Regions from separate parts of the Homo sapiens genome. Here region 2 is linked to region 1. The links are chromatin contacts, found by Hi-C in ENCODE. All regions are on one chromosome and are shown on one strand. The core of a region is the stretch at or near the end of the contact, and the rest is flanking DNA. Distances in the headings are between cores, read along the strand shown.

Evidence for each region. A loop is a pair of places that touch in the nucleus more often than their neighbours do. Pooled maps may share reads with other maps.
Region 2: a map of chondrocyte shows a loop between it and region 1 (2.8-fold over the local background). The contact joins the promoter of TPBGL here to the enhancer-like site in region 1. A Hi-C loop is called at or near these places in 1 of 168 maps with a recorded cell type or tissue (chondrocyte), 1 of 37 single-sample maps with no recorded cell type and 8 of 50 pooled maps.

Annotation. Positions count from the first base shown.
Region 1 is chr11:74,615,950-74,620,918 of GRCh38, forward strand. POLD3 (DNA polymerase delta 3, accessory subunit) reads left to right here. Exons shown (of 12, transcript NM_006591.3): 6 at 2,588-2,855; 7 at 4,068-4,140. Among named protein-coding and RNA genes, the nearest start is that of POLD3, 26 kb to the left of the region's middle. Within about 2 kb of position 2,027, at least 2 of the 41 ENCODE cell types and tissues checked have a DNase peak (open chromatin) inside an H3K27ac peak, as active enhancers do.
Region 2 is chr11:75,239,186-75,244,279 of GRCh38, forward strand. TPBGL (trophoblast glycoprotein like) reads left to right here and starts at 1,589. Exons shown (of 1, transcript NM_001195528.2): 1 at 1,589-4,519. The coding sequence starts at 1,865. The coding sequence ends at 3,013. LOC124902717 (a long non-coding RNA gene) reads right to left here and starts at 685. Exons shown (of 2, transcript XR_007062783.1): 1 at 461-685. RefSeq lists silencers at 2,495-2,744, 2,875-2,954.

The DNA.
Region 1 (4,969 bases), core at 777-3,276:
TATGGCCAAAGAGGAATAATTTACAAGTCTCTTATCTTTTAGGGAAGGATTTCAAGAAAATATTAACACCCTGATAAGTTTATTTGAAATATATTACTAGATTTCAAAAAATTTTAAAATCTAGTTGGGTATTCCAGGCTCTAAAAATCAGTTCCCTTGTTATATCTAGCAAGTAAGCAAACAAGAATAAAAGTGACGCAAAAGTTCAAAATGAAATCTGCCAGGGCCCACTAAAATAAACATGGCAAGTAGAAATGTGGTAATAGGAAGCACTTCAGTGAAACTTTACCTAAATACTTAAAGTATCCTCAGTAGAAAAGTGAATTTATCTCCAACAAATGAGTTTGTATTTAGTCCTGAGAATTATGGGCCAACTGAGATCTCACTTATGATTTCGTGTGTTTTAAGAAGTGCCGTGACATGAAGAGAGTTGAAATTTTAGGATTGAGCAGAGATCTCTTGTCATCAGACATACTCCTAGCCTAACTCGGTCTCTTCCTCATTGCCAATTCCTGGTCCTGACCCTATGGTGTAGAATTCAGACCAGAGGAGAAAGAGTTGTTTCAAGGCCAACTTCAGACGTTGACAGTGAAATAAAACATTACTCTTTTCCTTGTATATGGAAGCACTGCAAGGTCAGAGAGGAAGAGCAGTGGGTGAAAGCAAATGATTTCCGTCTGTTCTTAACTCTGATGCATAAAAGATGTGTGTAAATACAGAGTTTTCTGATGAAGACCATAATAAATCAGTGGAAGATTTTTGGAGCTTTTGACTCTAGCTTTGGGGCTGCCCAGTCTAAAGTTACTTCTGAGATGAAATGATGTATCAGGGATTTTTTTTTTTCATTAGGCCAGGTATTCTAGCAGTTAATCTTGAAGTTGTGCCTGGTTGATCTTTTAAGATAATTGCCATCACCACATAGTTTAGAAATCTCCCACCCCAAGTTGAAGGTGATACACTAAAGAAGGGAGAGAAGCCAGAAGCCTCACTTTCATTCACTTAGTCATTCTTTCAACATGTCGTTTCCAGCACTTTTCTATGTGCCAGGTCTTGAGCTGGGTGCCTGAAATAAAAAAGATAAATAAGACTTCAAGGAGGTCTTACATATGCTCAATAAGCAAGACTGGGAAAAATAAAATATTTTTCTTTGTTAGAAAAAGCTGGGGAACTTTGCTTTAAGTACAATCCTTTGAGAAGGCTAAATCAATTACCCATTCACAATGTGGAATGTTACATTATGGATTTGTGTGAAACGGCACTTCTATAATGATTAGAGAGAGATGTATGTTCCCTTTAATATGCCACACAAGCTGTTCCACCAATTTTCTTCTCTTGGCCTTGGGCATACTTACTTGTCCGGTGCTGTTAGTATTATTAGAAATTATTAACAAATGGCTGTAAAGGACTATAGGTTATAGGAGCCAGTGGCTCTGCTTCCAGCTTCTCCCATTTTTTTTTGTTTTTCATTTTGAGACAGAGTATTGCTGTGTCGCCTAGGCTGGAGCGCAGTAGTGTGATCTTGGCTCACTGCAACCTCTGCCTCCTGGGTTCAAGCAATTCTCTTGCCTCAGCCTCCTGAGTAGCTGGGACTACAGGCGCGTGCCACCACGCCCAGCTAATTTTTGTATTTTCAGTAGAGACGGGGTTTCACCATGTTGGCCAGGCTGGTCTTGAACTCCTGACCTCATGATCCACCTGCCTTGGCCTCCCAAAGTGCTGGGATTACAGGCGTGAGCCACTGCACCTGGCCTCTTCTTTGTTTTAAAGCATGATTTATTTATTTATTTTGAGACAGCATCTCACTCTGTTCCTAGGCTGGAGTTGAGTGATGAGCTCATGGCTCACTGCAGCCTTGACCTCCTGGATTCAGGTGATCCTCCTACCTCAGCCTCCTGAGTAATCAGGGCTATAGGCATGCGCCACTACACCCAACTAATTTTTGTATTTTTTGTAGAGACAAGGTTTCACCATGTTGCCCAGGCCCATCTTAAATTCCTAGGCTTAAGCGATCCGCCCGCCTCAGGTTCCCAAACCGCTGGGATTACAAGCGTGAGCCAATGCGCCCAACCCTACAGCATGATTTACTCTGGCCAAGAGAGTTGCCAGGAAATTTGTTAATATTTAAAGCTTAGTTTTGATTCAGTCAATATTGCAAATCTAGCCCTATCAGAGGAAGGTCTTTAAAAACAAAGGCTATTTCATTTCCCAAGGATAATGAAATTACTGCATCTTTTATTATTGTTGGTTGCATTCCTACTCTTTTGAATTAGAATACTTTTATCAAAAACAAGAATATTCAATTAGTGGTAGAAGGCACCTAATTCCAATCCTATCTATTACTAACTAGATGTATAACCTAGTAAAAGTGACTCACTTCTCTCTAATATTTGTTTCTTTATGTAATAGAGAGTTTCATACATTTTTCTAAAGTCGATTCTAAACAATATTAGAGTTAAGTATTGTGTGGAAGAAGCAAGAGTTTGAAAATAAAGTTTTATACTGACATTAGTTTTTTTTTTCTTTTTTTGTTGAACCACCCAAGAATGCATATGCTGACATTAACTTAATGTAACATTTCTGTCCCCAGATTTAGTGCTATACAATGTGCAGCTGCCGTCCCTAGAGCTCCTGCTGAATCCTCTTCGTCTTCCAAAAAGTTTGAGCAGTCACATCTTCACATGTCAAGTGAGACACAAGCCAACAATGAGCTGACCACCAATGGTCATGGCCCACCTGCATCCAAGCAGGTTTCCCAGCAGCCCAAAGGAATTATGGGAATGTTTGCCTCCAAAGCTGCTGCTAAAACCCAAGAAACCAACAAGGAAACGAAAACAGAGGCTAAAGAAGTAACAAATGTAAGTCTTCTTTGAAGATACCCCTTCATTGCAGCTCAGAGTGGGTAACTAGAAAAGCATTAATGGTTGCAGTGGTAGTAGTTTATTTATATAAGATTCTGATATTCAGTTCTGATTTTTCTACTTTAGTTTGAACCCTTTAATACTTGATATTGTTATCTGAAAGAGTTCTTTTGCTTTTGATAATGATTCTCACCAAACCTTGGATTTCCTTTGCAAAATGGTAATGCCTACCTTGTGCACATTACAAGATTGTTGTGAAACCCAGATGAAAACATGTGAAAACACCTCGAGAATTGTTGACATTCAAAAAAATGTTTATTTGCAATATGTCTTTCTGAGGAACATCTTATATTCTGGGCTTTGCAACATATACCTTCCTTCCTAGTGTATTTCCCATTCTTATACTTTATGCAGGTTTTTTTGTTTTGTTTTTGCCTTATTTGCTTCTCTTAGATTTTTATTGTTCAGTCATCTGAACTAACTCAAGGGCATTGACTTAAGAAAAGTATCATTAAGATACTATTTTAAAAATCCAGAAAAGCATAATTATTGTTGTTACTATTATTATTATCACTGTCATTTTCCAGTGTCAAGTGTATTTAATTCAGATCACTGTCATTTTCAAGCGTCTGTCTTGGGAAAGAAGAAGGATGGAGGAAAACACTAACGTTTATTGAATTTCAACTGTGTGCCAGTGTCTTTGTTTAAATCCTCTTATCAGTTCTGTGAGGGAGATATTAACTATTTCCCTTTCGCATATGGTAAAACTGAAACCTAGACTTAAGTAATTTGCCTGGAGCCCATATTGCTACTAAATGGTGGGAACCAGGAATTCAGATCTACTTCTGATGATTAAAAATGTAATGTTTTAGGTTTTCCCGCTTTGTGTACATACTGCCTCTGATCTTTTTTAATTCTGTCAAATTAAATAGTTTTTAAATGTGCTCAAGAAAAGTTTAGCTATATCCATGGATAATTAATTTTATAAGATATATAAGAAACTAAGCTTTAGAGATTAACACCAGTTACTGTCTGGTGTGGATTATTGTTCTAGATTTGTTCTTATATCTAACACCTACGCGTTTTGGCATGATTATATAGAGACTATACCATCGCAACAGTTTGCTATAGAAGAGTTTGTTTGAGACTGCTACTTCATGAACAGCCTAAATGCCAGCAAAAAATCATATGTGTTTTCTGTGCTTGTAGGCATCTGCAGCAGGCAACAAGGCACCAGGGAAAGGGAATATGATGAGCAACTTTTTTGGAAAAGCTGCTATGAGTAAGCATGTTCTTACCTCACTTTGACTAACGAATGAATGTTAATGTAATGACATATTATACCTGAAGTGAAAGCCACTTTGTCTAGTTTTTGCCAATCCAAGAGACTACCTGCATTCTAACAAATTTCCAGTGTACTGCCCAATATATTGATGAAAGTAACTCAGCTAGAACTTTATGGGTGAGTTAGGCTCAGTTGAGATCTCTTTGAGAGCAGTTTATTATTCCTGGTTTAACTTCCTGCCTTGAAAAGATAATGAACTATTTGCTTCATAGGGCCCTTGAAAATGGGTGATTAAAATAAAAGGGAGGCTGCCTGGCTACGCAGTATAGTGTTGAGGTTAATAACGTGGATGCTAGAGTCAGTTTGCCTGGTGTGACCTTTATTTCTTCTATCTCTCAAGGGTCCACAAAAGCAAATATTTTGCCTTTCTTCAGTTATTTTTTGCAGATTACTCACAGTAATGAATTAGACTTCCAGTGTGAATTAGAAGGGCCCAAGTAGTAATGGACATTTAAAAATCTTTTTTGAGAAAGCAAAAATCTTCTTTATTTTTAAAAAGATACTTAAGTAAGAATTCTTTCGTATGGAAAGAACCAGTAGTCACATATTTTCATACTTCTCATATCAAGTGTACATCCCCTGAGAGTATGTGGTAGAATACCAGGAAGAATGCAGGAGCCACAGGATAATTATGGCACACTTTCTTGGAGCATCAGTTTTACAAAGATTTTTCAAGGAGGCATTTTGTTACATGCCTATGCAAGCAAAATTAGTTAGAATTCTGCCTTTCCATGATGGCTAAATTGGTGGTCACGGGAGGGATTGA
Region 2 (5,094 bases), core at 339-2,838, 620 kb after region 1:
AGGGTCTGACTGTGCTAGCCAATCGCTGGGTCCCTATGCTTGGCATGGCTTAAGCATGGGCCTGTAAGCTTGCCCTCTGAGAATGTATCCACGAACCTGCATGGGCTCAGAAGTGTGCATATTCAAATATGTATGTCTTTATGAATTTATGGACACATGCCAGGACGCACTCAAACCTACGATCCTATGTCCACATATGAATGAGTCTGCATGGACTTGCATGAGACACATCTGAGCTCTCATACCTGGGAGAGTTAAGACAGGGGGTAGGGAAGAGAGAGGGGCTTGGAGGAGGGGAGAGCTGGGAGACCCCCATCATCACCAGCTCTGTTCCTTAATGTTGGTCCTTGCCCAAGACCCAGGCCACTGCAGGGTCTGCCTCTTCTCCTTAAGTGGTATTGATCCTTTGGTCGATCTGTTAAATATAACCTCAGGGAAGGAGTCAACATAACAACCGTACCCAATTCAGGAGAAAGAGACTGATTCTTGGGAGGAGGTGGGGAGCCTCTATTCCAACCAGCTCTGCTGATACCCGAATGGCCTGCGGATCAAGTGTCAGCCTCTCCAGCCTGAATAATTCATGCTAAGGCCAGGAATCCTCCCTTCTCAGGAGCCTGTCTCTTTAAATCAGGTTTAGAGCTTCCCAGTTCTGGGGGAAAAAAAATCCAGAACAAAACAAATCTGTAAACAGCTCAGCCCCCCCACCCTCAGCCCTGGCCCCTTCTGAGACCCCCAACTCCATGCTGCAAAATCTGCTCCTGCTCTCCCAACCTCTGGTGCCCCAAACCCCACTCACAGGCGGAGAAGCCTGGAGGGACTAGTTGACAGTGTCCAACGGAACCCCAGGAGTCTTAAGAGGTTTGGGGGCAGGGAGTGAAAGCAAAGAGCAGAATCACTACACCCCCGGGTCTCTGTGCCTAGGACAGTGCTTGGCAGAGAAGCCCAGCCCGGTGGAGGAAACCACACGGGGGAACTCCTGGCAGAGGCAGAGCAGCCAGAGTTGGTGGGTGGGAGGGGAGCGGGTGCCACAGACTTCTCCTGAGAATGGGATGGGATGGGATGGAGAAAAAGCTGGTCCCATAGGACCTGCAGGGGTGGTGACACAGCCAGGTCTAATGGAACTAGGGTCGCAGAGGAGGAAGCAGAGACTGGGGATTTTCCAGTCTCTCTGCCTTAGGAAGAGGCCGGAAAATGAGTAACTTTCTCAGCCCACCCCTCATCCCTTCCTCCGGTAGTAGGAGCAGCTCTAAAGTCCTCCCCAACCCCCGAATTCTCCCTGGTGGTGACCCACCTGCCTGCTCTCCGCAGTCGGGCCCCGCCCCACACGTGCTGGAGAAGGAGGAGGAAGGACCCAGCTTAAATGTTGGGGGTGGAGGAGGAGGAAAACCAAGTCGGAGCCTCCAGGAGCCAAACTTCTCGGCAGCCCGGAGGGGCGGGGGCGGAGAGGATGAAGAGAAAGCGCAGCAGCCGACAGCCCTGATTCTCGGGAGCCTCCCACCCCGCCTCCCACGGCGAGGAGGGCGCGGAGACTCCGCTGGGGGCGGAGGACGAGACCGGGAGGCGGGGAGGGGGGAGGCAAACCCTGCCCACTCGGCTCGGAGCCCGGAGCGGCCGCGGAAGCCGGAGGCCGGCGCGCAGGGCGAGGGCACCGGGGGCGGGGGGCTCCGCTCCCCGTCTGACCCCTCTTGCCCCCGGCCAGTCAGCCAGTAAGTGCGGCTCCTCAGACTTTCGAGACAGCGAACGGACCGACCGGGACTGCCAGCCGCTCCGGGTCAAGGACTCGCCCCACCCGTGCCCCCCACCAGGCGCTCCCAACTCACTGGTGAGCGCGGCGGCCCGGGCGCTGGATGCGGGGGCGGCCGCGATGGCCCCGCGCGCGGGACAGCCGGGGCTCCAGGGGCTGCTGCTCGTGGCGGCGGCGCTGAGCCAGCCCGCGGCACCCTGCCCCTTCCAGTGCTACTGCTTCGGCGGCCCCAAGCTGCTGCTGCGCTGCGCGTCGGGAGCCGAGCTCCGCCAGCCTCCGCGGGACGTGCCGCCCGACGCGCGCAACCTCACCATCGTAGGCGCCAACCTGACGGTGCTGCGCGCGGCCGCCTTCGCCGGCGGGGACGGGGACGGCGACCAGGCGGCGGGCGTGCGCCTGCCGCTCCTGAGCGCGCTGCGCCTCACGCACAACCACATCGAGGTGGTGGAGGACGGCGCCTTCGACGGGCTGCCCAGCCTGGCGGCGCTCGACCTCAGCCACAACCCGCTGCGCGCCCTGGGCGGCGGCGCCTTCCGCGGGCTGCCCGCGCTGCGCTCGCTGCAGCTCAACCACGCGCTGGTGCGCGGCGGCCCCGCGCTGCTGGCCGCGCTGGACGCTGCGCTGGCACCGCTGGCCGAGCTTCGCCTGCTGGGCCTAGCGGGCAACGCGCTGAGCCGTCTGCCGCCAGCCGCCCTGCGCCTGGCGCGCCTGGAGCAGCTGGACGTGCGCCTCAACGCGCTGGCCGGCCTGGACCCCGACGAGCTGCGCGCGCTGGAGCGCGATGGCGGCCTCCCCGGGCCGCGCCTGCTGCTCGCCGACAACCCCCTGCGCTGCGGCTGTGCCGCACGCCCCCTGCTGGCCTGGCTGCGCAACGCCACGGAGCGCGTGCCCGACTCGCGGCGCCTGCGCTGCGCCGCCCCGCGGGCGCTGCTAGACCGGCCGCTACTGGACCTGGACGGGGCGCGGCTTCGCTGCGCGGACAGCGGCGCCGACGCTCGCGGAGAGGAGGCGGAGGCCGCCGGCCCGGAGCTGGAAGCCTCCTACGTGTTCTTCGGGCTGGTGCTGGCACTCATCGGCCTCATCTTCCTCATGGTGCTCTACCTAAACCGCCGCGGCATCCAGCGCTGGATGCGCAACCTGCGCGAGGCGTGCCGGGACCAGATGGAGGGCTACCACTACCGCTACGAGCAGGACGCCGACCCGCGCCGCGCGCCCGCGCCCGCCGCGCCCGCGGGCTCCCGCGCCACCTCCCCGGGCTCGGGGCTCTGAGCGGCGCCCCCGGGCTCGGGGCTTCCCTTGCCTGGCCCGAAGCCGTGGAGATGAGACACCCGCGAGCCCCGAGCTCTGAGACCTTCCCCTGACTCGGAGGCGCTAAGCCGTACCCTCTCGTTCCCGCCTCCGAGAGCTCCCACCGTCAAAGACCCAGAGATAGCCGGTCCGAATCCAGAAACCCCGCCTGCCCACCCTAGTTTCCGAAACCTCCCTCCTGAACCACTGAAAGTCCGTTCCCCGTCTCGGAGCTCACACAGAGAATCTGTCCTTCAAGGCCAAAGCTCTGAGACTTGCCCCCAGCACCCTGTGCTTGGAGCTCCGACACCCGAGACTGCACTGACCTCCCTCGCCAGCTCGGAGCCCTCAGTCCCCTCCGGGGCTTGAGGGCCCTTCCATCCCATTCTGGACTCGAAGCACAGCACCCCCATCAGAATGGTTTTGTGGATTTTGAGCCCTTTGTCCCATCCCAGAGCTCAGAGCCCTCCATCCTGCATGGAGGCCCAACCCTGGGGCTCTGAGGATTGGGCACCCTCCCCTCATCTAAGAATATATTTCATACCCCTGCCCCCCCTTCACCCACCCCCGCCTCTGGCTCAGGCCCTTCCCTTCCTCGGCTCAGGCATGGGGCTCAGCTCCTAGTCTGTCCCTCCCATCCCAGGGACAAGCACAGCCCATCTAGCCTTAGTGTGGAGCCAACTCTCAGCCTTTCCCACCAGGGCGCTGACCTCCCGATACTCAGTGCTGGTCCCCAGTCTCAGACTCTCAGCTCTTCACCCCGATCTGACTTTCGTCCTCCTGCCCAAGCCTTTGGCTCTTGACCCCCCCCCCATACCCAATGCTGGCACTCAGCACCCACCCCTGCCATTCACTAGTCAAGGTCCAGTGAGGAATCCGTCCCTGGGATGTCCTCATCCCCTTTTCGTCCCAGGACGAGCTCTTCAGTCCTGCCGGATAGGTGCAGGTGCCATGCACCCCTAGTGCATACTGGCAGATCCTTGTAGGGAAGGAGAGAGTCTTGGGTGTGTGAAAGGGATAGTGGGGCATCGTGGCCTCAGAGAGGGGCAGGAAGTGGGGTCTGAAGGGCTGGAAGTTGCTGCCCTTCGATTTCTCTATGCTCTCTCCCACCCCTGTGGCTCTTCGCCCTTGGGGATTCCTTGCCACCACCGCTACCACCACCACCTCACCCCGTGTATCTTCTGAAAGAGAAGTAGGTCTTTCCTCCTGCCTCAGGCACAAGCCCTCCTGGTTCAGGGTCAGAAGCTCAGCACCTTGCCTTCTCCATGATCCCAAAGCACAATTGGTGAGTGGGGGAGAGGACCCCCTCTCCCTGACTCCCCACCCTCTAGATCAGGCAGAATGGCTGGCCTGTGCTGCGTCTGCACACAGGAAGTCACCTTCCTTTAATATATTGGCTTGAGGCCTGCCTGCCCTCCCCATACCCAGAAAATCTGGATCTCCCTTGAGCAGTTTTCTATAAAGTCTGCAATAATCTCAGATACTCTACTCTTGTTAGTGGTGCCGTATCATTCCTGCTGACCTTGGAGTACTGATGGGGGTGGGAGGGGACTCTTGGGAGGGCATTTTGGACTTCTTTTTGGTGGGGCAGTGACCCTTGATGCGTTCTCCCAGACTGTGGGAGGAGAAATGGGTTCTGATTGCACATAGCAGGATTAAGGTTAGATACATGGAGGGACTTCCCATTGGGATGACATTGTTCCCCAAGCCAGCCTGCTTTCTATCATCGGAGGAGGGGTTATGCACAGCCAAAGTGGGATTCGACACTTCCTCTACATCCTCTTCCCTCCCGTTCCTCATCTTCAGGATGGGGATGGAGTTAGACTAAGAAACATTAGCCTCAGCCAAGACCATCCGGGAGGAAATCCAGCTACAGAGAATGAGGAGTTAATTCAGACAGGAAAGAGGGATTGTTTGCTGCTTTGGGATCATCCCCTCTAATGAATTATTATCTGATACTCCTTTATGTCCTGTGTCACTTCACACTCTCCTGGCCAGAGGGTAAGACCTGCGTGTTGGGTATGTGAGAGGCTGCGTGTGGGGAGTGTGGATGAAATGACTCC